Linked DNA regions of Mus musculus: regions 2 and 3 are each linked to region 1. The links are chromatin loops, found by intact Hi-C in ENCODE. Cell type or tissue: left cerebral cortex. All regions are shown on one strand.

Region 1 (8,000 bases):
CCCTGTCTCGAGAACAAAACGGTCTGGAGAGATGGCTCTGCATCCAATTCAGCAGGCTCAAAACCACCTGTAACTCCAGCTTCAAAGGATCTCATGACCTTTCCTGGCCTCCAACAGTGGCATTCACTCACATACAAAATTAAAATAATAAATATAAATCTTGGCCTGGAGAGATGGCTCAGTAGCTAAGAGCACTGGCTGCTCTTCCAGAGGACCTGGGTTTGATTCCCCACACCCACATGGCAGATCCAGTTTCAGAGGCTCCAACATTCTCTTCTGACCTCCACAGACACATAAAATAAAAACAAATGTTTTAAAAAGGGAAAACTGGGGCTGGAGAGATGACTCAGTGGTTAAGGGCACCGACTGCTCTTCCAGAGATCCTGAGTTCAATTCCCAACAACCACATGGTGGCTCACAACCATCTGTAATGGGATCTCATGGCCTTTTCTGGGGTCTGAAGACAGTGATAGTGTACTCATAAAATAAATTAAACAAATAAATAATTCAAAAAGGGGGGGGGAATTTTACCCTCCTTGTGACCTATGTAAAACTAGGTCACATTTAAAAAAATGCCTTCTTCATATATAAATCTGTACAATGCATTCATAAACAGTTTGCTTTGTTTTGGGTTTTAGCTTTTAAAAATATTTATTTTATATGCATAAATGTTTGGCCTGCATACACGTTTGTGCCCACGGAAGCCAGAGGAGGGTACTGAATCCCCTGGAACTGCTGTGTGTGTGGATCCTTGGAATAGAACTCTGTCTCCTTCAAGAACAAGTGCTTTAACCACCGAACCATCTTTCCAGCTCCTGGTTTCAAGATTTTGAAATAGAGTGTCACTACACAGCATGGGATAACCTTGAAAACTCAGTGTTCCCAGGTTGGCCTTAAATTCCCTAACCCCAGCTTTCTGAGAGCTGAGAGTCCAGGCTTCTGAAATTCTTTTCTGAGTACAGGCCTGTGCAAAGACCTCAAACTTCAGCGCTATCAATAATTTAGTCGCCTCTGGCAATGTCAAGAATATCTTACTTTAAAAATATCCCCTGGGGGCTGGAGACATGGTTCAGTGGTTAGAGCACTGGCTGCTCTTCTAGGCTCAATTCCCAGCACCAACGTGACGGCTCACAACTGTCTGTAACTCCAGTTCCAGGGCTTCTGACACTCTCAATCTGACATACATTTAAGTAAAGCACCAGTGGGCACAAAAATAAAGCTTTAACAATCTCCCCGAGCCTTCTAAAATGGTCCTTCTCTGCCTTCACCAAATCTAACCCCTACATAGCAGCCACAATGGCACCCAGCTTTGTTTCCTTGTCTGAGCTGGCACTCCAATCCAGGGCCCTCTATTGCTGCACCCCAACCTGAGAATGTCCTTCAAACACAGGGGTCAGGTTAGTTCACTCCCTTGCTTTGTTTGTTTTCAGGGTCACTCTCACAGAGGCCAGGCTGACCTTGAACTTGCTCTGAAGCATACACATTTAGCTAAAGACCTTAAACTCCCTATCCACCAGCTTCTACCTCCACCATTCCTGCTGAGATTCCAGGCATGGACCACCATATCGCATTCAGCTTTCAAATTCTTCCCTGGTTTGTGGCGTAGCTCTGTGATACCGTGAATTCAATAGCTAGCACAAACAAGAACAAAACCCTCTCGCCTTTATACTTTAAATCAACTCAACCTCTTTCTCTGGTTTACAAGATCATAATCTGGTCCCCACCCTCCATGACAACCACATTCCTTACCTTGCTCACCACATTCCAACTACAGGAGTCTTTTTCTCAGTTTCTTGACTGCTATAACATTTTTCCCATGTGAGGGTCTTTGCAAATGCTACTTCATCTACCAGAAGGACTCTACCTGGCCCTCATTTCTTCAGATCTTTTGGTTTGGCTTTGATGTTGCTGATGTTGTTTTGTCAAAACAAGAGTTTCTCAGTGTAGTCCTGGCTGTCCTGGAACTTGCTCTGTAGACCAGGCGGGCCTCAAACTCAGACTTTTGCCTGCCTCTGCCTCACAAGTGCTGGAATTAAAGGTGTGTGCCACCAAGCCAGGCTCAGTTCTTCAAGTCTTGACCTTCCACCTCATCTGGACTCCTTAAGTTCCTGCTGTTGATAACTGCTCAAACTTCATTAACTGTTTTAACAATGTCTTGCTTGTTGGATCACCTTCCTGTGGGCTATATTACCTTCCTTGGTGAACTTCTTAAGTTCCCTTTTGGTTTAGAAATTAAACCCAAGTACGCTAGGCAGGAGCTCTACCACTGATATTCACCCTCAGTCCCTCTTTTCTTTTTCTAAAATTTGAGAAGGGTAGCACTAAGTTGCCTAGACTGGTTTTAAGCTAGTTATGTAGTTCAGGCCTGTCCAGAGTATACCATAAAAACTGCTTTTCTGCCGGGCGTGGTGGCGCACGCCTTTAATCCCAGCACTCGGGAGGCAGAGGCAGGCGGATTTCTGAGTTCGAGGCCACCCTGGTCTACAGAGTGAGTTCCAGGACAGCCAGGGCTATACAGAGAAACCCTGTCTCGAAAAACCAAAAAAAAAAAAAAAAAAAAAAAAAAAAAAAACTGCTTTTCTTTTCTTTTTTAAAGATTTGTTATATCTAAGTACATTGTAGCTATTTTTAGACACACCAGAAGAGGGCGTCAGATCTCATTATACAGATGGTTGTGAGCCACCATGTGGTTGCTGAGATTTGAACTCAGGACCTTTTGGAGAGCAGTCTGTGCTCTTAACCATCTCTTCAGCTCTTGCTTGTCTTTTCTTTTGGAGACAATCTCTATGTAGTCCAGGTTGGCCTCGAATTCACAGCAATGCTCCTACATCTGCTCCCAAGTACTGAAATGACAAGCGTGTACCACCCCACCTGGTGCACGGTCTCTTACTGTTGATAACTGCTCAAACTTCATTAACTGTTTTAACAATATCTTGTTTGTTTGGATCAACTACCTATGGGCTATGTTCGTAAAGGGGAAGTACCTCGCCTGTTTTGGTCATAACTGTAAACTCCGGGCAGTCTGACCTGTGCAGTTTACGCTTATTATCAGTTGAAGCAAAGAATAACCAATCTACAGGGAAAAACTATCTTCCAAGGGCACAGGCTGGTCTGGAGGGCGTGGTTTGGCTGTGGGCGGGGCCTCCCGCCTAAACCTAAGGACCGGATGCCTGGGCGGGGCATCCCATAGTGGTGCTCTGGCTTCGGGGCGGAGCCAACAGGGCCACGATTTCTTGGTCAGAATTAGGGCCCTAATTTCTCCCTTAGCATTTCCTCCCCAGCGCCCTGGCTCACCCGAAGGCACCTCTTCCCACCACTCGGATCCGCTCGTACTTCTCCATCTCATTTCTCAGTTACGCTTCTGGAATCCCGGTGCGGCGCGTGCGCGGACCCTCCCATCTGGGAGCTCCTCCTCCTTGCTGTAAAACTTTTGCAGGGCGGAGCCGGCGAAACGGGGGCGTCTGTCGAGTCCGGCGTCTTTCTCTGACTTTGAACTCAACCTAGAGGCTAAGTCGTGTTTCCCCAACGAGGGATCAGAGAATAGTCGTTCTGGGTTTCTTGACGAGTCCCTCAGTGCTCAGAACCGTACCAGCCACATCGCACACGCGTGACTTGGGCATAGGTAGTTAGACTGGAGCGATAAGGCGCCCACTTATGTTGCCCGGCAAAAAAACAAGATTGTTCTTTCAGAGGTCTAATGCGAGTGGAATGCGAAGATCGATACAGTCCCCACTGTCCGGGACGAGTTGGCACTACCTCAGAAAGATAAAGGGATTCTCATGATTGGCACGTAAAGTATAAACCACCAAAACCGAGCCGGTCTGTGTGGGGAGAGGAGCGGCGTTATTTGGTGTTTGCCGAGGGAGGGACCGGGAAAACCCCAGTTGGACAAACTGATTCACCTGAAGAGTACATGACGTGGTCTCTTGGTTGTAACAACTACTGAGCACAGTGCTCTCGGTTTCTCAGAATCCGCACAAAACGCTGCCGTAGGGGGACTCGGAGCTTTACTCAAAACTTATAGCGTCGCGGTAGGGGGAAACCCAGAGAAGGTTCTATGCTTCTGTCCAGAAATAGTGGGCTGGTTGGTATCGCTGCTAGGGTTTCGACCAGGATGAATGAAATCCTGACTTCTTCATGACGCCTGCAGCTCTAAGGGAGTTATAAAATGTCAGTATTCAGGAGGTGGTCCTTAGCTAACAACGTTCCTATTTCTCAGTGGGCGAGAGAAGGGTTGTTTATTTTTTGTCCCTGCCCCGCCCCAAACTAGCCTACGTGGAGGGAACCTGTGGTCACTGGCTCAGGCCGGAGTTGGCTGGGGAAGCAAAGAGGGAGTGCTGGGGTAAAACGCTCACACAAAACATTACATCGTGCTATCACTTAGTAACCGAATGGGCCTTGAGTGACCCTGGGGACCTCTGGGAGTTAATGTGTAACCCTGGAACCATCAGGGAAGGCAGCAAATACCCAAAAGGCATAGGTGCCTGGGAGTCTGAGCTTGGGCTTTTGCCCCTCAACATCTTGAAACACCGTTCTCCTAGTCCCCACTTTTTGCCCTCGTTGTCCACTTCCACCTCCCAAAGGCACACTCCCTTCATTCAGCACCGCCTCTGGGTTGCTCCTTTTCTCCTGGTCTGCCGATCCCGCTCCGCAGAGCAACTGCCTTACTCTCTGGAGTGGAGGCGGGCTTGGATCCCGCATCACAGTGAGGACAGACTGACACCTAGTGGCCAGAAGCCGCATCTACTCCAGGCCGCTGCCCTGGAGAGAGGGTCACCCCAGCTGTCTGGGCAAATCGGCAGCCTTCCCCGCCCCAGCCTCCAAGGAGCCAGAAGAGGGTTGGGACTGTCTGAGGGAGGACTGTGACAACCGCTGTGTTCCAGGAGCCCAAGAACGATGGGGAGAAGTGTGGTGATGGTGGGTGACTCAACAGTTCCTAAGCACCACTCGTGCGGGGCGCGGGAGAAGCAGGTAAACACGTCGATCCCGGTCCAAGAGAGGAATCGAGTCTGGGCGGAGCCGTGGTCTGAGGCGGCGCTCCTGAGCCCCCGGGTTTAGCGTTCAGCAGCCCGGTCTGTGCGACGGTCCCGCCCAGCTCTGCCCTGAAAGAGTTGAGAGAGGAGCGTTCTCGCAGAACCTGCCCAGGGTGTAGGAGCTGGTGGCGGCAGAGAAAGTCGGGAAGTGGGCTAGTGGGGCCGTACGCACGAGGGCGGCCGAGGACGCCTTCGGATGTCGGGAGGCGCCAGACAGGGTGCCTCGGCAACGATGGCGAGGACAGCCCCTTCGCGCTCGAAGTCGGCCGATTCCGGGCGGGGCCCTGGGGGACACCGGCCTCGCGCCCTCCTCGCGGCAGAGGCGCCCGAGGGGCGGGGGCAGGCGGCGGGGCGGGGCGGGGGCGAGGGCGGCAGGGGCGGGCAGAGGCCTCACTGGGAACGCGGGGAGGAGCGAAGGGGCCTTGAGGGCTCCGCGAAACTGTGGGGCTGGCGGCCCGCGGCAGAAACGATCGTGGCGCGCTGGCCAGAGAAGGAACGGTGTTCCCAGAACTGTCGGAGGAGACGGCTTAAGGGGCGGACAGACAGACGGCAGGAAGGGTCAGCATGCCCCTACTGTTCCACCCCGCCTGGCCGCTGCTCCTGGGCGCCACGCTGACCTTCCGGGCACTCCGGCGCGTGCTCTGTCGCCTGCCCCAGCCTGCACACGTGCAAACCGACCCCCTGCGCACCTGGCGTTGGCACAACCTACTCGTCTCTTTCACCCACTCCATTGTATCAGGGATCTGGGCACTGCTGTGGTGAGTGAACAACCCGGGGTAAATGAGATGGCCGTGGGATCTTTCGCGGGGTGCTCGGACTGGGCTCCCTCTTGCTATTCCCATCACGGGTGAACAGACGCCAAGGATCTCACCTGATTCCGTTTGGAAAACTACCCAACCAAGAACGGCTGTGGGAAACCCAAGGTACCTGGGCTTTGGCCAAGTCCCTCCTTACTCTTCAACCAGCCAATAGTAGGCGCACAGAGCACCCTGGGACTGGCAAGACTGTTGGGGGAGGCGAGGGTCCTCCGGGAGGCTACAACCGCGAGAACATCCCTTTTCTCTATTCCAGCTTATGGCAAACCCCTGAAATGCTGGTGGAGATTGAAACAGCGTGGTCAGCTTCTGGCTATTTGCTTGTTTGCTTCTCTGCAGGTAGGTTATGCCCAAGAAGGTTAAGATTAGATTGGAAGATAATTTCAAAGTGTTCAGTCTTTTCCTCTTTCCCTACCTCTCCACTAGGATACTTTATCCACGACACAGTGGACATTGTGGTTAGCAAGCAAACTCGAGCTTCTTGGGAATACCTTGTTCATCATGTCATGGTAAGGGAGAACCCGGTGAAATGACACAGGCAAAATCTTCACAACCCCTGGAGCCAGGGAGGGAGGCCATCTTAACCCAGCAGCGTCTGACTTCTAAGTTGCCTAAGACTCTCTCAATGTTTAAACACCTTCTGGGGACAGCAGAGTGCCTAGGCCTATCTACTATCTAGGTAAACAGACCAGGATGTCATACAGAGTTAGACCCTCGTGGACAAAGTCTAACGCTAGTGAATAAAGAAACCTTAGCAGTAAAGTTGGTGTTCCTCAGCTTCCGACTGATATGACCTGTTTTCATGGGCCCTTGTTCTGTCACTTGTCCCCTAGGCTATGGGCGCCTTCTTCTCTGGTATCTTTTGGAAAAGATTTGTTGGTGGTGGCGTCTTAACACTACTGGTAGAGGTCAGCAACATCTTCCTCACCTTAAGGATGATGATGAAGATAAACAATGCTCAGGATCTCCTCCTCTACAAGGTCAACAAGTATATCAACTTGGTCATGTACTTCCTCTTCCGATTGGCCCCTCAGGCCTACCTCACCAAGTTCTTCCTACAGTATGCTGGCCAGAGGACCCTGGGCACATTCTTGTTGGCCATCCTGCTCATGCTGGACTTGATGATAATCATCTACTTTTCTCGCCTCCTCCGCTCTGATTTCTGCCCTGAACGTGCACCCAGGCGCCAACAAAAAGACAAATTCTTGACTGAGTGAGAAAGTAGAACCCAGGACTTGTAAAAGGGATGGCAAGCACAGCCAATTGCTCTGTAACATAAACTAGTACTCTGCCCCAAGCTTGGGTGTATTCTGGGGCCAGCCTTTCCACCTTAAGCTTACACCCACACTATTGAAAACACTAATGAAAGCTCTCTGAAGTCCTGTTCTTGGGCAAGGGTTGAGGGAAGCAGACCAACCGGTTGGGCATGGCTAAATGGGTGAGGACAAGACACTGTCCAAAAGCCTGCCAACCCATACTGCCCTGAAATGGATGCTGACAATTCTAAAATAACCCCTCTGCTCTTCCAAACCCTGGTATTGGTTTCACACCAGCCTGTAGCAGGGAAGGAATTCTTGTAAAGCTTGTCCTTTGAGCCTGTGATGGAGCAGTGTCCCAGGAGAACCAACACCTGTCTATAATAAATGACCCTGGTACTGAGCTAGCATGGGGACTGCATCATCATGTGTCCCCATTGGGTTAAGCAAATCAAGTCTTAATTGCTCAGAGCTGAGAAAGCCCTGGGTTTGATCCCAGCACCCACCCCGCAGCATGGCCTTGTCCCCAGCCCAACTAGAAAGCGACAAATGACAAGCAGCATTATTTATGGTGAAAAAAGTATATATTTAGAATTAGCCATCTGGACTCAGTTTAGATGATCCCAATCTGAAAAACAAAACAAAACGGAGCTGAGTTACTGGAGCTGAATTCCTTAAGGTTAAGTGTGCTGGGAGGACAGGACAGGGAGGGCGGGGCTTGTTAGAGAGTGCAGTCAGATTTGCTGTTGATGCAGCATCTAAACAGAGAAATGATTATGCTTACCTTGTTGGCAACATCTAGGGCATCATAATCAGGAGCCAAGCGAACATACGCCTTCTTCTCTCCGTCGGGCCTGTGTGGAGAAGGAAGCCTCAGAGTTAGATGCTCACAACCC
Region 2 (8,000 bases), 350 kb before region 1:
TCACTCTGTTCCATGATGATCGTGGACACACCAGGCTTCCAGAACCCTGAATGGGGCGGCTCGGCCCGTGGAGCCTCCTTCGAGGAGCTGTGCCACAACTATGCCCAGGACAGGCTGCAGAGGCTGTTCCACGAGCGCACCTTCCTCCAGGAGTTGGAGAGATACAAGGAGGTAGGTAGTGCCACCAGGGCCCTGCCAGAGCCCCACTCCACCTCTCCTCTGGCCCAGGATCCTGGCCAGGGCCTCTGCACATGCGCATCACTGTCTCCCAGTTCTCCGTCCAACCCCCTCATTTCTGCCCTCCCTGTTTTATGGATGGAGAACCATCCTGGCCCTTAGCTGTGTCCTTTCTTTGCAAATCCTCTGTGCTCTAGGAAGCTGAAGGCGTATTCAAAATCCCAGGCAGGTCTTCTTGGTGGCTCTCCATGACCCACTTTTCAGTCTGTGAACTGCCACAGTGCAGTTTCTGCCTCACAGTGGGCCTGGGCGCCTCTTCTCCCAGATCCCGTATTTCTTACAGCCTAAGACTTGGGTGTGGCTAGCTATTGAGACCCTCTGAAGAGCTCCCTGGGATGGGGTGAGATCTGAGATTTCTTCCTCCTGCGGAAAATGATATTTGTCTTGGATAAGAGAAGACCCCAGAGGGAGGGGTGTGGCTTTGTCTGCGTGGGTTCTGAGGATGATTGGGTGAAATGGAGAGAGGGCTTATTCGGCATTGCCTAATCAACTGGTTCACATAACAGCCGAGCATGACTGCGGTTTAGTATGAAAAGAGAATGGGGGGGATCTTAGCTGTCAAAGAATCCTGAGAGTGGGAGGTGATGAACAGTTTGTCCTTTGAGATAGTTTGGGGTGGGGGGCTGCATGGAGATGAGGCATTGCATTTGCTGACCCTAGAGGCCCTGCCCAGTCCGCTCCTGTGGCTGCACAGCCCACTCCTGTATACTCTGTGGTCCCTTGTGCATTACCGTTGTGCCTTCTTTCCTAGGATAACATAGAACTGGCGTTTGATGACTTGGAGCCAGTTGCAGATGACTCCGTGGCTGCTGTGGACCAGGCTTCCCACCTGGTAGGAATGTTAGGGAAGCATAGGCTAGCCTAGACTCTTTCCACTCGCTGGTCTCTGGTAGAGCCCTCCCTCTGGCAGAGCTGCTGCGGGGGCTGCTGCTGTGGCCTGAGGAAGGATCACACCCATATAGCATTCACGGCATCACTGCAGGTACCCCGTCTGCCTGTGAGGGTGGCACGCTCTCCTGCCTGGCAGAATGGGGAACCATAACCCAGAGTCCCAGCCAGACAAAAAAATGCCCCTCTTCTCTTGCTACCTGAGGCTCAGACCCTGTCCTAAGCCTTTCTGAGCCTTCAGTGTACTTGCCACAAACCCTAATGTCTGCTGCTGTGGGTTGAGGGTGTGGGGTGAGACTCCAAATTGAGAGGCTATAATCCTTCCCTCCATCGTCACAAGAGGAAGGCAGATGCAGTCTCCCAGGGCCTTCGAGGAGGCAGCAGCACCCTCAAACAGGGAAACAGTGTAGGGGCAAAGATAAGTATGTGAGTCCTCACTCCACAGCCGTGGGGAACAAGCTGTCATCCTTTATCTTGGATATCTTGTTGCCTGGGGCAGTGGCTGGCCTAACGAGGACTTGGCGTTTGGTGATTGTCACCAATTCCAGAATCTGCAGCCTATACATTTTTTTTTGGAGAGTGCTATTTTTGCTGGGCAGCAGAGCTCTTGGTCTCCCTGTTTGCCTGCGGTGGTCCCTGCTGGGCTAGCACAGGCGTGGGGACAAATGCTTAGAGTGCCAGGAAACTCTCCAGGGAAGACAGAGTTTCTATTCCTAACACCTGGGCTCCTGTGGTGGCCTCCCTGGAGAGCCTTTGACATCTTCAGATGTGAGGAAGTTGTCCTGGCGTCTCCTGAGCAGCAGGGGGCAGACGTGTGTCAGGCTGTAAATCAGGCAGCCTCCCAAGGTCTCTGCTGGTTCTGGGGAGGGATCTCCAGTGCCACATATCACATCACTCCGTCCTGCTATTCTTCTCCAGCTACTAGAATACCATCCCCACCCACTGGCCCTTGGCCTTCTGGGACTCATACCCTACTCCCTTCTATGGGGAAAAAGATACAGGCAGTAGATCAAAGAGATCAATTGTCTTATTTTTCTTGTCTGCCAGGCCCTAAAAGCCAAGCAAGAATGCGGTGTGGGCAGTTCTTCCTGCCTAAGGAAGACAAGGGAGATAATCCAGAGACAGAGGCACAGGAAGGGCACCTTAGGCCAGATGTGGCCGCAGGCTTGGTTTCCTTGGTCTCCATGGGGTAGTAGAACGAATTCCAGCCTCTCTTGAAAAAACCAGAGGCTTAGAGGCCAGGCGAGTAGCTCATTTGGCAAAGCTCTTGCTGTGAAAATTGGAATTCACCCAGGAGACAGAGACAGGAGATCCCCAGAGAAGCTGGCTAGCTAGACTAGCCAAACTGATAAGTTAAGGCAAGGAACCCTGTCTCAGTATGTAAGATGGAGACACCTTGAGGAAGGAAGATACCTGGCATTAGCTTCTGCTCTACACACATGTGCACACATGTGCACACCTGAGTGGGGGGATGGGGAGAGAGAGAATGAGAGAGAGGAAGAATGAGAGAGAATGAGAATATTTGCCAACACTCACTACATGCAGGCTCTTCCAGGACAGTAGTCGGCTTGAATGGCCGTCATTCCCTTCAGGTAGGGACACATCCTGCTTTTACCCACTCTGCCTCTGTTGACCACTGCCTCTAAAGAGTCACCTGCCTCGGGGGTTTAGTCCTTGTGTTTGTGGCCAGCAGAGATCTGGGCACTCTCTGGGTTCTCCCCACGGGGACCAATGTTAACATGACAGCCATCATTTATGAAGAGCCTTCTTTGAAGCTGGGTGTGGTGGCACATGCCTTTAATCCCAACACTCTGGAGGCAGAGTCACATCGATCTCTGTGGGTTTGAAGCCACCCTGGTCCACAAAGTTAGACCCTATTTCAAAATAAATAAGCAGAGAAAAGCCTCCTTTGAGCCTTGGCTGTGCACAGACTTACAGACTTCATCACACTGAATCCTCCAGGGAGTGAGGGCAGTATGGGGGCTGACCTTGCTCCCGTGCCTTCTGAGGGGATAAGGATTGAGGAGAAGTTCTAAGTATGAATGCACATCAGAAGGAGCTTCAGTCTTGGGTCCCTTTGGACCCCGAGTCCCATCAGTCTTTTATGGTGGATTCTTAGCATTCTATCTCAGCTCTTGTTCCATGTATGCCCATCTCATCCACAAGGTGGCAGCAGTGAGCAACCAGCACCACACCGTTCAGATTCAAGCACCTGTTAATAGCGTGTGGTTGGGAGGGGACGGCTCCTTTTGCACAGCTCCACACAGCTAAGCCGGATCTTTTCCCTTGAACATAGGTTCGCTCACTGGCCCATGCCGATGAGGCAAGAGGGCTACTGTGGCTCCTGGAAGAGGAGGCACTGGTGCCTGGTGCGACAGAGGATGCCCTCCTTGATCGTCTTTTCTCCTATTATGGCCCCCAGGAGGGTGACAAAAAAGGTAGGTAGTGCCTGGAGGACAGCCCTTCTGCTTTGGAAAAGCCGGGTGGACTCTCTACCTGTACATCGGCGTCTGGGTCCTGACAGTCAGAACTTTGCTTCATGTGCCCTCAGGCCAGAGTCCTCTTCTGCGAAGTAGCAAACCTCGGCACTTTCTCCTGGGCCACAGCCACGGTACCAACTGGGTGGAGTACAACGTGGCTGGCTGGCTGAATTACACCAAGCAGAACCCAGCCACCCAGAATGCACCCCGGCTTCTGCAGGACTCCCAGAAGTAAGGCCACCTCATGTCCCGACCCTACAACTGTTCTCTGGGCTCCCTTCCTCTGGTGATATGTCACAGTCCCATCGATAGCAAGGCAGATAAGCCTCTGGCCCCTGAGACAACAGTCAAGGTCACAAGGGCTTGAGGACACAGGAATAGAGATGGGAGGCATGGTTAGAAGTGCCGATAGTTTTCAGTGTGGATGGTTCCCTCACTCTTCAGAGAAAACACACACGGTCAGCAAACTCAGTAGCACACACCCATAGCCTAAACGCTCAGAAATGAGTAGCAGGGGTGTCAGAAGTTCACGGTCATCCTTGGCTGCATTTTTAGAAGATTTTATTTTTTTATATTATGTGTATATGAGGGGAGAGGAGCAGTACATGTGTGCAGTGCCCATAAGAGGCCAGAAGAGGGCGTCAGATGCCCTGGCATGAGAGTTACGATGGTAAGTGAGCCACTTGCCATGGGTCCTCTGCAAGAGCAGTCAGCACTTTGAGCTGGTAAGCTATCTTTGCAGACCTCTCAACAAAATTCAGAAACAAAAAAATTATTTTAAAACCCAGAAATCCATGGGTGGTGGTGGAACCTTCCTTTAACCCCAGCACTCAGGAAGCAGAGGCAGATGGATCTCTGTGAATCTGAGGTCAGCCTGGTCTACAAAGTAACTTCCAGGATTACCAAGGCTGTACAGAGAAAACCTGTTTTGAAAAACAAAACAAAACAAAACAAAAACAAATAAACAAAACAACAAACAAATAGGAGCAGTTAAAACCCAGAAATCACATAAGCCCTGTTATTTACTCATTTACATCATAGATTCTCCCTCTGCAGGCAGGACTTGTAGGTACCAGGTAGTTATCAGTGAAGAGAACACACATCCCTGCCCTACACGAGAGAGGTACTGACCAAGAGATGCAGTACACAGACTAATTATGGCGTGCTGAACTGTACATTAGAAACATCTCCCCTCACCGGCGAGGAAGGAGCGGATTCTCCCACTGCCCTCTCCCTTGTACGGCCTCTGCCTGTCTTGAGTTGTCTCTCCTTCTGGTTTCCCTGTAGAATATGAGACATACTGCCCCAGTAAAGATGGCTCAAGCCTCTGACCACAGCCGTATTGGTTTTGTGTGTGTGTGTGTGTGTGTGTGTGTGTGTGTGTGTGTGTGTAGGGGGTGGAGTGCAGCCTCTGTTGCCCCACGTTGCAACTCCTTTTCTGGCCTTGCCTCCTGCAGAAAGATCATCAGTAACCTGTTTCTGGGCCGGGCGGGCAGTGCCACGGTGCTCTCAGGCTCGATTGCAGGCCTGGAAGGTGGCTCCCAGCTGGCCTTGCGCCGGGCAACCAGCATGAGGAAAACCTTCACCACCGGCATGGCCGCTGTCAAGAAGAAGTCGCTGTGCATACAGATTAAGCTGCAAGTAGTAAGTGTTCAGCAGGTCCCAGGTCCCTTCCTCTGGCAGTGTGGGCACTCAGCACACTAACGGCATGGGAGCCCACTCAGATCCACTGGCCTCGATCACTGCTAGTAGGGTGGCTGTGTCTGGCCAGCCAGGCCTGAGGAGGGCAGGGGTGTCTGGGCTTAACAATGTCCTAGCAGGTGGCAGACCAGCTGCTCTCATATGAGGAGTGGAGGTACCAGACATCGGAGCACTGAAGGCGTCCCTTTCCCTTTGGCAGGATGCCCTCATTGATACCATCAAGAGGTCCAAGATGCATTTCGTGCACTGCTTCCTTCCTGTGGCCGAGGGCTGGCCTGGGGAGCCCCGGTCTGCCTCTTCCCGCAGAGTCAGCAGCAGCAGTGAGCTGGACCTGCCCCCGGGAGACCCCTGTGAGGCTGGGCTGCTACAACTGGATGTGTCCCTGCTCCGAGCCCAGCTCCGGGGATCCCGCCTGCTTGATGCGATGCGCATGTACCGCCAAGGTGAGACATCTTCCCTCCCAACCAAGCCCAGGAGCTCTTTCCCACAGCTGGCCCCTTCCTGCCCTGATGCTGTCCTGTCTAGGGACTGGCTTGAGGTCCCTTCCTTCTGAAGGGCCTTCTTCTATTCCCAGCCCAACCTGTTGCTTTATGACTTTCTACTGTGGGATTCTCCTCTTCCTTCTCTCCCTTGTTCATTCTAGTCCTACACACACACACACACACACACACACACACACACACACGCACAGGCGTGTACACTCCAGCCCTAATGCCCTATCATTTGCTCTCTCTGTTCCTCTTGCCCATCATCCCTGGTGTGGGCAGGTCAGCTCTGCCCGTAGCATCAGATAAGAAGACTCAGTGCCTTTTCAGCTCCACCTGCCCAAGGGGAAGCGGGTGCTAAATCTCTTGGAAGTACATAAAATTCCCAAGAAAGGTCAGAAAGACCCTTTTAATGGACCCAGCTCCAGGGGGAGGGGACAAGGATGGCGGTAGCAGTTGCCATCTGTACAGTATTCATGGCTTGTCAGGTGCTCATCCCAGCTCTTTCACACAGTAATTCACAGCAGCCTCGTGAAACAGTGACTACTATCATCCCTAAGTGAGGAGGCAAGCCTCAGAGAGGCTAAGGAGCATGCCCAGGGTCACCCAGTGGCAGAGCTGGGTTCCAGCCAGACAGGTTTGCTTGTCCGGCCTCTTGCAGAGAAATTAGGAATTGCCAGGTTTCTGCTCTTTGTTTCCTCCCATCACCGAGAAGCTCAGGCCGGGCCCCACCCACCCACAGACAGGTCCCTGGAGGTATCCCCACAAGCACCCTCATTTTTCCTCAGCAGTGAGAGCCAGGAAACAGGCTCCCTACCCCATTCTAAATAAATCATCGACCTGTCCCCACGTCTTGATATGGAGTTGGTGTTTATTATTTCAAAACCAGATTGTTACCGCTCTGAACCGAAATCAATGTGCTTTACTCAAACAAGCAGATCGATGAGACCAGCGGCAGCGGCCACCCCCTCCCCCCAGCCCCCAGCCACTATCGATAGCGCTGATGATTAATTAAGATGCCAGGCGTCCAGACCTGCTATCCTGGCCCATCAATTTAATTGCAATTCAGATACAATCAATAGCTCACTTTGTCTCGGCCCCTCAGCGGCCCCCGCCTCCTGTTCCAATTATCAGGCACATGCATCAGCCTTCTCTCCCAGTTGGAGGCTTTCCCAGAGCTGGCTGGCCAGAGCAAGCCCCCAGCTGGCTGTCAGCAGCCCAGGTGTGGACACCACTACTGCCTCCAGCAGCAGCCTTGGTGACCTTGGGCAACCCAGTGGCTCCAACCTCAGGCCTCAGTTTCCTAGGCTGACAGCTGAAGCAGATCCTTCTGGGATCCCTTTCTGGCTCGAGGCTCTGTAACCTGGGGAGTGGACCTTTCGGCCTACTACCATGGGCCCGGTGAAATCAGCATAACTGGAGTCTACTCCTGCTAGCCTGTCTCCTGACCTTGGTCTAAGCCAGGAGCCATCTCACCCTTCACTTCACTTCCAGACCAGACACTCTTTTGGGAAAGAGAATTTCAGGGATTTTTTTTTTTTTTTTTTGGTTCTTGTTTTTGTCATTTTAGCTTTAAATTCAAGGTCAAAGTGGGGCAGGGAGGGAGCCCTTCCATAATCCTTCTTCAGGAGACAAGAGACAGGGAGGTCCCATTTCACTGAGTGTTTACACGCTAAACTGCGCTTACTACATATTTTGGTCTCTGTGTCTGCTGTATGGAATAAGGTCCAAGGCCCTGTTTCAAGGTGAAGAAGGGCCTGGAGTGTGACTTTAGCTCATGATAGAGAAGGGAGCCCCCACTCAGGAAGCCCTTCAAATGAAGATGGCAGAGGGCAGCTGATCTGGGGATGGCTGGGAGGTCTGGGTGGCCTCTCTAGGGCACTTTATACCCTTCCAAGTTCAGGACTCTGTGATAATAGAGACTGAGCAAAGCCTTGCAACCTTAGTAAGAAAAAACAGTAGGACATCAGATTGTAGTTGAAAAAATGTGGGGGCTAGCCTGGGATCCAGACCCAACTCCTTACAACCATGTGACTTTGACACACACACACAGAGAGAGAGAGAGAGAGAGAGAGAGAGAGAGAAGTAGGGTAACTTTCTCCAAATTCAGTCTAAGGGGAAGCTGAATACAATGAGTAATTGATACAATACCTGCCCCAGGACTTCCCTGTAAACTAAAATAACAAAATAAGTTTTGCCTTACACATAT
Region 3 (8,000 bases), 140 kb before region 1:
AACTGTGCGGTGTCTAGACTGCAGAGGACAGGAGTGAGAGGGTCACATACCTTTAATCCTAGCACTTGAGAGGCAGAGACAGGTAGATTTCTGTGAGTTGAAGACCAGCTTGGGCTACATCCTAAGACTCTGTCTCAAAATAAACAAGCAAACAAATAAAATAAATTTTTTTTAAAAAGGTGTGTAAGAGAAGACCACAGTCTCTTAGGAAAAGTTTGTTACAGCAGGACATGCTGGTGCACACCTGTAATTCCAGCCCTGAAGAGGCTGAGGAAGGGAGATCATGAGTTCCAAGGCAGTCTGAGCTACGTAGCAAGATGCTGTCTACAACAGGTGAAAGGCTGTAATTGATTTTTATGGTAAATGATAATAAAAACAAGGGATGTTAATGGCAAATACCTGCACGCTGCTGACTGGGTATTTAATATATATTAACTCTAGCTCAGGCAGGCCTTGAACTGGTGACAAAAGGGTAGCTAGGATAACCAATGTGTGCCACCACACCAGACATACATGTATTTTATCTGATTTAACTCTCCCAGCTTTTTTTTCCAGTAGAAAGTATTATTATTGCTGTTAATATTATTACTATCCTCTCATTTTTCAGTAAGAGAACAGAGGCCCAAAAGATATTCAGTATCACGTCTGAAGTCACACTCTAGTTAGGGGCAAAGTCAAGATTTGAATCCACACACCCATTACACGCTGATGCATAGAGGCAGGTTTTAGTCATAGGTGGGTAGACTCTCAGAAGCCTGGAAAGAGGGAGGAGAAGGGAGATACCCAGTAACAATCCTAGCCCTTGCTGCTCCACAGGAAAGTGGAAACAATGAGGTCATCTTCATGGCCTTGGACTTGGCCAGTCTGGCCTCCGTGCAGGCCTTTGCCACAGCCTTCTTAAGCTCTGAGCCAAGGCTGGACGTCCTCATCCACAATGCAGGTGAGGAGTAGCAGGCCCTGTGGGAGGGCGGCGGGGAGCCTGGAGAGGCAGACCCTCCAGCAGACACATCTCACAAGTGGGGATTCTAAGACCTGTGGGACACCTATGACAGCACCTCATGCCTAGCTTCTGCTCTAGGGATCAGCTCCTGTGGCCGGACTCGGGAAACCTTTAACCTGCTGTTGCGAGTGAACCATGTTGGCCCTTTTCTGCTGACGCACTTGTTGCTACCCCGCCTGAGGTCATGTGCCCCCAGCCGTGTGGTAATAGTGTCATCGGCTGCCCACCGACGTGGTCGTCTCGACTTCACACGTCTGGACTGCCCAGTGGTGGGCTGGCAGCAGGAGCTTCGGGCGTACGCTGACAGCAAACTAGCCAACGTGCTGTTTGCCCGGGAGCTTGCCACCCAGCTTGAGGGCACTGGTGTTACCTGCTATGCGGCCCACCCAGGTGAGGCCTGACTGACGGCTCTTCCTTACTTCTCTAGCATCTTTGTATGTTACTATGTGCCTCCATACCCCCAGTCTCCTATTGAGTCACAGAATGGAAACATGGTCAAAGGGAAACCTGTTCCTTGCTGATCTTGGGAGCAGACTTTCTTCTCATCTGTTTTCTTCCTTGCTCACCTTCACGCTTGGATGCTGACCACTGGCTTGGGGATAAAACAAGATCCTGATGATAATATAGAGGGCTGCGGCTGCAGCTGATAGGTAGAACACATGTCCTAGTATAGGCCAAACCCTGAGCTTCTGCTCTTTGGTTTAGGATGTTTGGTTGGTTGGTTGTTTGGTTGATTTGGTTTTGAGACAGGATCTCACTGTGTAGACTAAGCTGGCCTGGAGTTTGCTTTGTAGGCAAGGCTGGCCTCAAACATCCAAAGACCTGCCTGCTTCTGTCTCCAGAGTGCTGGGATCAAAGGTATGGAACATCATTCCTGGCTTAGTTTAGTGTGTGTGTGTGTGTGTGTGTGTGTGTGTATGTGTATGTGTTAGTTTTCTCTGCATGGCTATATACTGTAGTGGTGGCAGTGCCCACAGACGTAAGATTCTCCTAGCACTGGTGTTACGGATGGTTGTGACCTTCCTTCCATGTGGGTGCTAAGAACCAACCTAGGGGCTGGAGAGATGGCTCAGCGGTTAAGAGCACTGACTGCTCTTCCAGAGGTCCTGAGTTCAGTTCCCAGTAGCCACATGGTGGCTCACAACCATCTGTAATGGGGTCTGATGCCCTCTTCTGGTGTGTTTGAAAATAGCTACAGTGCACTCATATGAATAAAAAAATAAATAAAATCTTTAAAACCAAAAACCCAGGTCCTCTACAAGAGCAGCGAGTACTCTTAACCACTGAGCCATCTGGTTGTTCTAGCTGTTTGTTGGCATTTTATTTTGTTCTGTTTTTTGTTTTAGTTTTGATGGGGGAGGGGGGTGGTTGAGACAGTTTTCTGGAATTCTGGGTAGCTCAGTCAAGCCTCAAATTCACCCCAAACTTCTTGCCTCATATTTAGATTTCCCATATAAGCCACCACACCAAGCTAAGATTGGGTTTGGTCCCCAACACCACTGAAAAGACAAGTCAGGGCGGTGGTGATGATAAGTACGGTGCCATCCAGTCAAGGATCCCTTTCTTTATGGAACCTACTATACAGTAGGCATGATTTATGTGCTGGGACAAAAGTAGTGAGGCCGCCTTGGTCTGTAAGACCCCGTCTCTCTGAGAGAAGACAAAGCAAACACCAAGGACCTCGCCCTCATATCCCATGACAAGTGGCGATAACATCCGGAGAGAGACACTAGGGAAAGATAAACAGGAAAAGAGGGACCTTCTCAGATGTAACGTTTTTATTTTGTCAGTGGCTGTCAAGGAAGACACTTGGTTAGAATTGAACACAGATCTGAAAGAGATAAAGGGATCTTTGAAGCTCAGAACTTGAATAAGGAGCACAGAGGCAGGTGTTGCTAATGTGCTGCAGGAGGCTGGTGTGCCTAGAACGGAGGAGGAGGAGACATGGGCTGGTGAATCATCTTTGTCCTTAGACAATAGGCTACAATAGACAGGGCTCGCCTAGATCATCGTACTAACATCTTAGAAAACCGTTGTTTGGGGCTTCTTTGTAATCGCACTGATAATAATGCTATTAACCTTTATTAAGCTCTTGTTACAATTACAGATCCCCAGTGTTAAAAAAAAAAAACGGTGGCTGATATACTATAGGTTCTTAAAAATGATGGCTAAACAAAGGAATGGGGCTCAAGATAGATGAAAAGCTGGTATGAATTAGGCACTGTGGTACCCCCAGTGGGAAGCTGAGGCAGGTGTATTGCTGCCAGTTCGAGGTTAGACTGAATTTACAGAGGCGTGAGACTCTTTCTCAGAAAGAAAGGAAAGGACCAGGGATGTAGCTCAGTTGATAGAGTACTAGACAGCAGGTACACAGCCCTGGGTTCAAGTCACTAGCACCAAAAGCGGGGACAATAGCGATTAAACAGCAAAGAACATAGAACACACATAAGCACAGCCTAGGAGATGGGACTATACAGGCCGTTAGGCTGGTAGGAAGGCTTTCTGTAGGAAATGGGTTAAATCACCTTGTGGGGCCCCTGAATACCTGGTAGACACTTTCCCTGGAAGCAGATTCTACCGTCTGATCCTAGCTGGTTTTTTTCCCTGCCTGATGCCTGGGCCCCCATTGCCTTCCTCCACAAATCCTCTTTCTTCCTGCCCACAGGACCTGTGAACTCGGAGCTCTTCCTGCGTCATCTTCCTGGATGGCTGCGTCCTATTTTGCGCCCACTGGCTTGGCTGGTGCTCCGGGCACCTCAAGGGGGTGCCCAGACACCCCTGTACTGCGCTCTGCAGGAGGGCATTGAGCCCCTCAGCGGGAGATATTTTGCCAACTGCCACGTGGAGGAGGTCTCCCCAGCTGCTAGAGATGACCAGGCTGCTCAAAGGCTATGGAAAGCTACCAAGAAGTTGGCAGGGCTTGCACCTGGAGACGATGATGATGACCCTGATGAAGAGCCGGAACCTGAGGATCCCAGGGCCCCATCTTCTCAGAGCGCCCCCAGCCCTGAGAAAACCACAGTTTCTGGACCTTCTCATAGCTATCAGGGCTCGCAAGACTTATCCAAATTGACACAGCGAAGAATTCAGGTGAAGGATGAACCTACACCCTAACTTTCCTAACCCCCGGGATAGAATGCTTTTGTAGCCCAGTGGGATCCCTCAAAAATCTCAGTTGTGTGCCTGGGCACTGAAGGGTTGCCACATTTACCTCGGAACCTCTTGTCATGTCCTGAACAGCCCTTTTCCTTGTGAAAGGAAATGAATACTACTTCCTAAGAGACACTGTAACCCCAGATTCAGGGATGATATATGAGATACTGTGTTGCTCTGGAATTTGATTTTCAGATTTCTGAGCCCTTCCCTGAGTAGTGATCTGCCCAGGGAAAGGGCCGGAGACTTTGTGGTTGATGCACTGCAGATGTTAAACATTAATTACTGACTGAATTCAGCCCTTGGCAACTTTCTAGCTAGGTAGTGAATTTACCCCCATTTTTATGGAGGCGGAATTGGGAAAGGACTAAGTCAGGGCAGGAACTGGGGTTTTGAGCCCGGGAGTCTGCCCTAGGGCCGGTGCCCGAGGTGACGCAGTAGTAACTGTGATACAACTGAGGTGCCCCAAAGGTGCTACAGGGCCAAACCCCCTGGAATAAAGCGAGCTGACTGTGGATGCTCTGGCTCCCGCCTCTTTCCACATGCCGGCCCCGCCCTCCGCCGCTACACTTCCGGCGGGGCCGCGGCCGCAGAGGGGCGCAGGCGGGCGGGGCTGGGGGAGGCGGGATAGGCTGGGCGCGGCCGGCGCTGCGGACCCGCCACAGCCCTCCCGGTCGCTGCGGACCCAAGGCCTGCTGGCCTGCCAACGGCGCCATGGGCAACTGCCACACGGTGGGCCCCAACGAGGCGCTGGTGGTCTCAGGTGAGGAGAAGGCGAGGGGTGGGAAAGGGCCGGCGTGGGGTGCGGGTCCCTCGGACGCACCTGAGCCAGCCCTCCGGAGAGCGGTCCTCCCTCCCACAGCACGGCCTCAGGCGCTGACCCTTCCTCTGCTCCATGGTGGGTTTAGGGGTTTCTAAGGTTTGTGGGTTCCAGTGCTGGGACTCGCAGCTCTGGAAGGCAGGTGCCTGTCCGGGAGGGGCCTGAGGCACGGGTCCCTCTTTTCCGGGTGAGGCAGACCCGTTAATTCCGAGCAGGCTAGGGCTTGCCAGGAATTACTGCCATCACCCGCCCTGCAAACGCGGGTGCGGCCTCTACAGTTGGGTAACCCGGCTGTGGCCTGTACCGCTCTAGATTACAAAATGCAGCAAGCTCTAGATTTGACCAGATGGGGCTTTGGGGGGACGGTAGCGTAGGAAGCCTTATAGCTGATATTTCTTTTAGGTGGTGTATTTGGAATGTCATAGGAGGTAGCTCAAGGCACCAAGGACCCTGTTGCATGCAAGCTCGCAACTGTAACCTCTTCCCAGCATCAGCACTGATTTTCAGCCTGTGTGCAGAATTCACAAGGCTGGCTGCCAAAAGGGGAGGTAGAAGCCCCGAGCCAAGGCTTATAGATGCCATTCTTGGGGAGATATAATAAATCCACTGGGCCCCAAACATAGCTCTCAGCGTTGTTGTTTGGATTTCAAAATCAATCCCTTTCCTGAGACATCCTCACAGTCTGTAACCAGGACCCTACTAAAGCGAGAGACATATGATCTTGTTGAAGACCAGGAGTCTTGGCTGGAGTCAGAAGGAAAAGCACAGAGGCTAACTTTTGGCATCCTAAAGCCCAGTCTTGTCTCCCTCCTCATCCATACCTAAAGATGGCTTTTGGAGCCACATAATGGTTTGAGTAGGCTTGAATTTCCAGTTTGTTTTGTTGGGGGGTGGGGAGGCTTAGTGTTTTTGTTTGTTTGTTTGTTTGTTTGTTTGAGGTTTATCTTTTTAGGTTAAATTTTTTTTAAGTTGTATGTGTGCGTGTGTCAGTGCCTTGTCTGCCTATCTGTCTGGACATGCACAGGTGAGTACAGGTACCTGAAAAGGCCTCACAGGTGTTGAAATATCTTGGAGCTGGAGTTACAGATGGTTGTGAGCCATTTGACGTGGGCACTAGGAAATGAATATGTGCCCTTAACTGTTGAACAACCTCTGTGTTTGTTTTGAAAGAGAGGTTTGACTTGGTACCCCCCGATGATGCGATTACAGGCATTCAGTCACCACACCCAGCTTGTTGATTCTGTGTGAGTGTGCTTATGGTGCTAGGAATCAAACCCTGGGGACTCACCTGATGCCAGTCAGGCAGTATGCCACACTCCTCGGGCATAGGAGGGTATTAGACACCAGAATCTGGGGCTAAGCAGAAGGCTCAGTAGACAAAGGAGACTGACACCAAGCCTGATGACCTGAGGATGGAATCCCCAGGGCTCATACGTTGGAGGAAAGGAACAAACTAATTCAAGAAGCCTGTACACACATGTACACACACACACACACACACACACAAACACATACAATAAACATTACTTTTTTCCTCTGGGTGTGGCTGCGCATGCCTTTAATTCCTGCACAAGGAAGGCAGAGTCAGACAGGTCTTTGAGAGTTCCAGGACAGCCAGGGCTATGTATATACACCCTGTCCGAAAAAAAAAATTTTAATAACTAAATTAAAGTCTGGGGCTGGAGAAATGGCACCATTAAGAGCACTCACTGCAGCCGGGTGTGGTGGCTCATGCCTTTAATCCCAGCTCTCGGGAGGCAGAGGCAGGCGGATTTCTGAGTTCAAGACCAGCCTAGTCTACAAAGTGAGTTCCAGGACAGCCAGGGCTATACAGAGAACCCTGTCAAAAAAAAAAACAAAAACAAAAAACAAAACCACTCATTGCTCTTGGAGAGGACCGTCCTTCAATTTCCAGCACCGACATGGCAGGTAACACCAGTCCCGGGGCACACACACCCTCTTCTCGATTCCTTGTGCATGTGGTGCTCAGACATACCTGCAGGCAAAAAGCCACACAGAATAAAATAAAAAGAAAATCTCAAAGATAAAACAAATCAGAATTTGGGCAGCACTTTCTCCTCTTTTGTTTCAGGAAGCCCAGACTCTGGGCTGAGGAGACCAAAGCTTAAGTTCTGCCCTGTGGAAAGGCTGGCAACTACAGGGTGAGAGGCAGCCCTGGGATGGGTGGCTCTGTACCTGTCTCCAGAGGCAATGCAGAGCTGGATTGGAAGCTGTTGGGGTGGGGGAGGGCGGGGTTGGAGAGAGGTGATTGTGCTAAGAGTCCATGAGCACAGGATGTTAGGATGTGAGGGGTGGGGAGAAATAGTGCCTAACGTAATAGCACCATGGCGTTTGAGATGTGGTGAGGTACGTGGTGAGGTGCAGTTTCCTCAGCTGAATAGATTCCCAGGAGAACAGAGCAGAGCAGCTGCCCACACTGGTCTCTGTGTCCCTTGGACCTGCAGTTCATCCAGAGGCACTCAGCCCTGTTTCCAGAGAAGGCTGTTAATTCATTTGCTGTTGTCCGGCCTCCCTCCTCCATTCTGTAACACAAAATTATTCTCTCTTTCTACTTTCAGGAATTTCACGTTAGGACTGGGAATGGAGTTTAATTGGTAGAGTATTGGTGTGCACAAGGCCGGAACATGTCTCCACTCCCAGCACTTGGTTGAGGGGAAGGGAGCAGGAGAGTCAGAAGTTCAATGTCAGTTTCATCTGCTTAGAGAATTGGAAGACAGATGGTCAACATGAGACCTTGTCTCAAAAACACAAAATTATTTTCCCACCTTAAAGATATTTTAGGGAGATGGAGAGATTGCTCGGTGGTTAAGAGCACTGTCTGCTCTTCCAGAGGTCTTGATTTCAATTCCCAGCAACCACATGGTGGCTCACAACCATTTGTAATCAGATCTGATGCCCTCTTCTGGCATGCAGGTATACTTGCAACCAAACACTCATACATAAATAAAATAAACATTTTAAATGCTGGGTAGTGGTTGTACACGCCTTTAATTCCAGAGGCAGGTG

What was found. Hi-C counts contacts between places; a loop is a spot of excess contacts. Peaks named below come from ENCODE experiments on the same cell type or tissue, not always from the same donor. Only the 100,000 strongest peaks of a DNase experiment are listed, where the experiment ranks them.
Region 2: a loop joins it to region 1, with 2.4 times the contacts of the local background. A loop is called at or near these places in 12 of 42 quality-filtered maps.
Region 3: it touches region 1 in a loop (5-fold over the local background); 9 of 42 quality-filtered maps call a loop at or near these places.

Annotation. Positions count from the first base shown.
Region 1 is chr11:78,173,266-78,181,265 of GRCm38, forward strand. It overlaps Nek8 (NIMA (never in mitosis gene a)-related expressed kinase 8), which reads right to left and starts at 3,401. Exons shown (of 15, transcript NM_080849.3): 1 at 3,295-3,401. The coding sequence starts at 3,341. Tlcd1 (TLC domain containing 1) reads left to right here and starts at 5,393. Exons shown (of 4, transcript NM_026708.2): 1 at 5,393-5,791; 2 at 6,105-6,187; 3 at 6,275-6,357; 4 at 6,682-7,555. The coding sequence starts at 5,598. The coding sequence ends at 7,065. Rpl23a (ribosomal protein L23A) reads right to left here. Exons shown (of 5, transcript NM_207523.2): 4 at 7,889-7,958; 5 at 7,670-7,732. The coding sequence ends at 7,718. Mir7653 (microRNA 7653) reads left to right here and starts at 5,562; the gene lies at 5,562-5,622. In left cerebral cortex, CTCF peaks have their summits at 2,652 (motif pointing right) and 4,733 (motif pointing left); DNase peaks (open chromatin) are centred at 3,186, 3,372, 4,736, 5,147 and 1 more place; H3K4me3 peaks cover 3,457 bases; H3K27ac peaks cover 1,247 bases.
Region 2 is chr11:77,824,115-77,832,114 of GRCm38, forward strand. It overlaps Myo18a (myosin XVIIIA), which reads left to right. Exons shown (of 41, transcript NM_001291213.1): 14 at 1-171; 15 at 989-1,069; 16 at 3,422-3,563; 17 at 3,677-3,836; 18 at 5,063-5,249; 19 at 5,506-5,749. Among named protein-coding and RNA genes, the nearest start is that of Gm36875, 13 kb to the right of the region's middle. In left cerebral cortex, CTCF peaks have their summits at 1,915 (motif pointing right), 3,290 (motif pointing right) and 4,239 (motif pointing right); DNase peaks (open chromatin) are centred at 304, 1,932, 3,292 and 6,975; H3K27ac peaks cover 1,771 bases.
Region 3 is chr11:78,033,197-78,041,196 of GRCm38, forward strand. Dhrs13 (dehydrogenase/reductase (SDR family) member 13) reads left to right here. Exons shown (of 5, transcript NM_183286.2): 3 at 817-940; 4 at 1,079-1,390; 5 at 3,666-4,668. The coding sequence ends at 4,114. It overlaps Flot2 (flotillin 2), which reads left to right and starts at 4,735. Exons shown (of 11, transcript NM_001040403.2): 1 at 4,735-4,916. The coding sequence starts at 4,868. In left cerebral cortex, CTCF peaks have their summits at 2,209 (motif pointing left), 4,766 and 7,876 (motif pointing left); DNase peaks (open chromatin) are centred at 4,731, 5,227, 5,455 and 7,851; H3K4me3 peaks cover 1,591 bases; H3K27ac peaks cover 1,028 bases.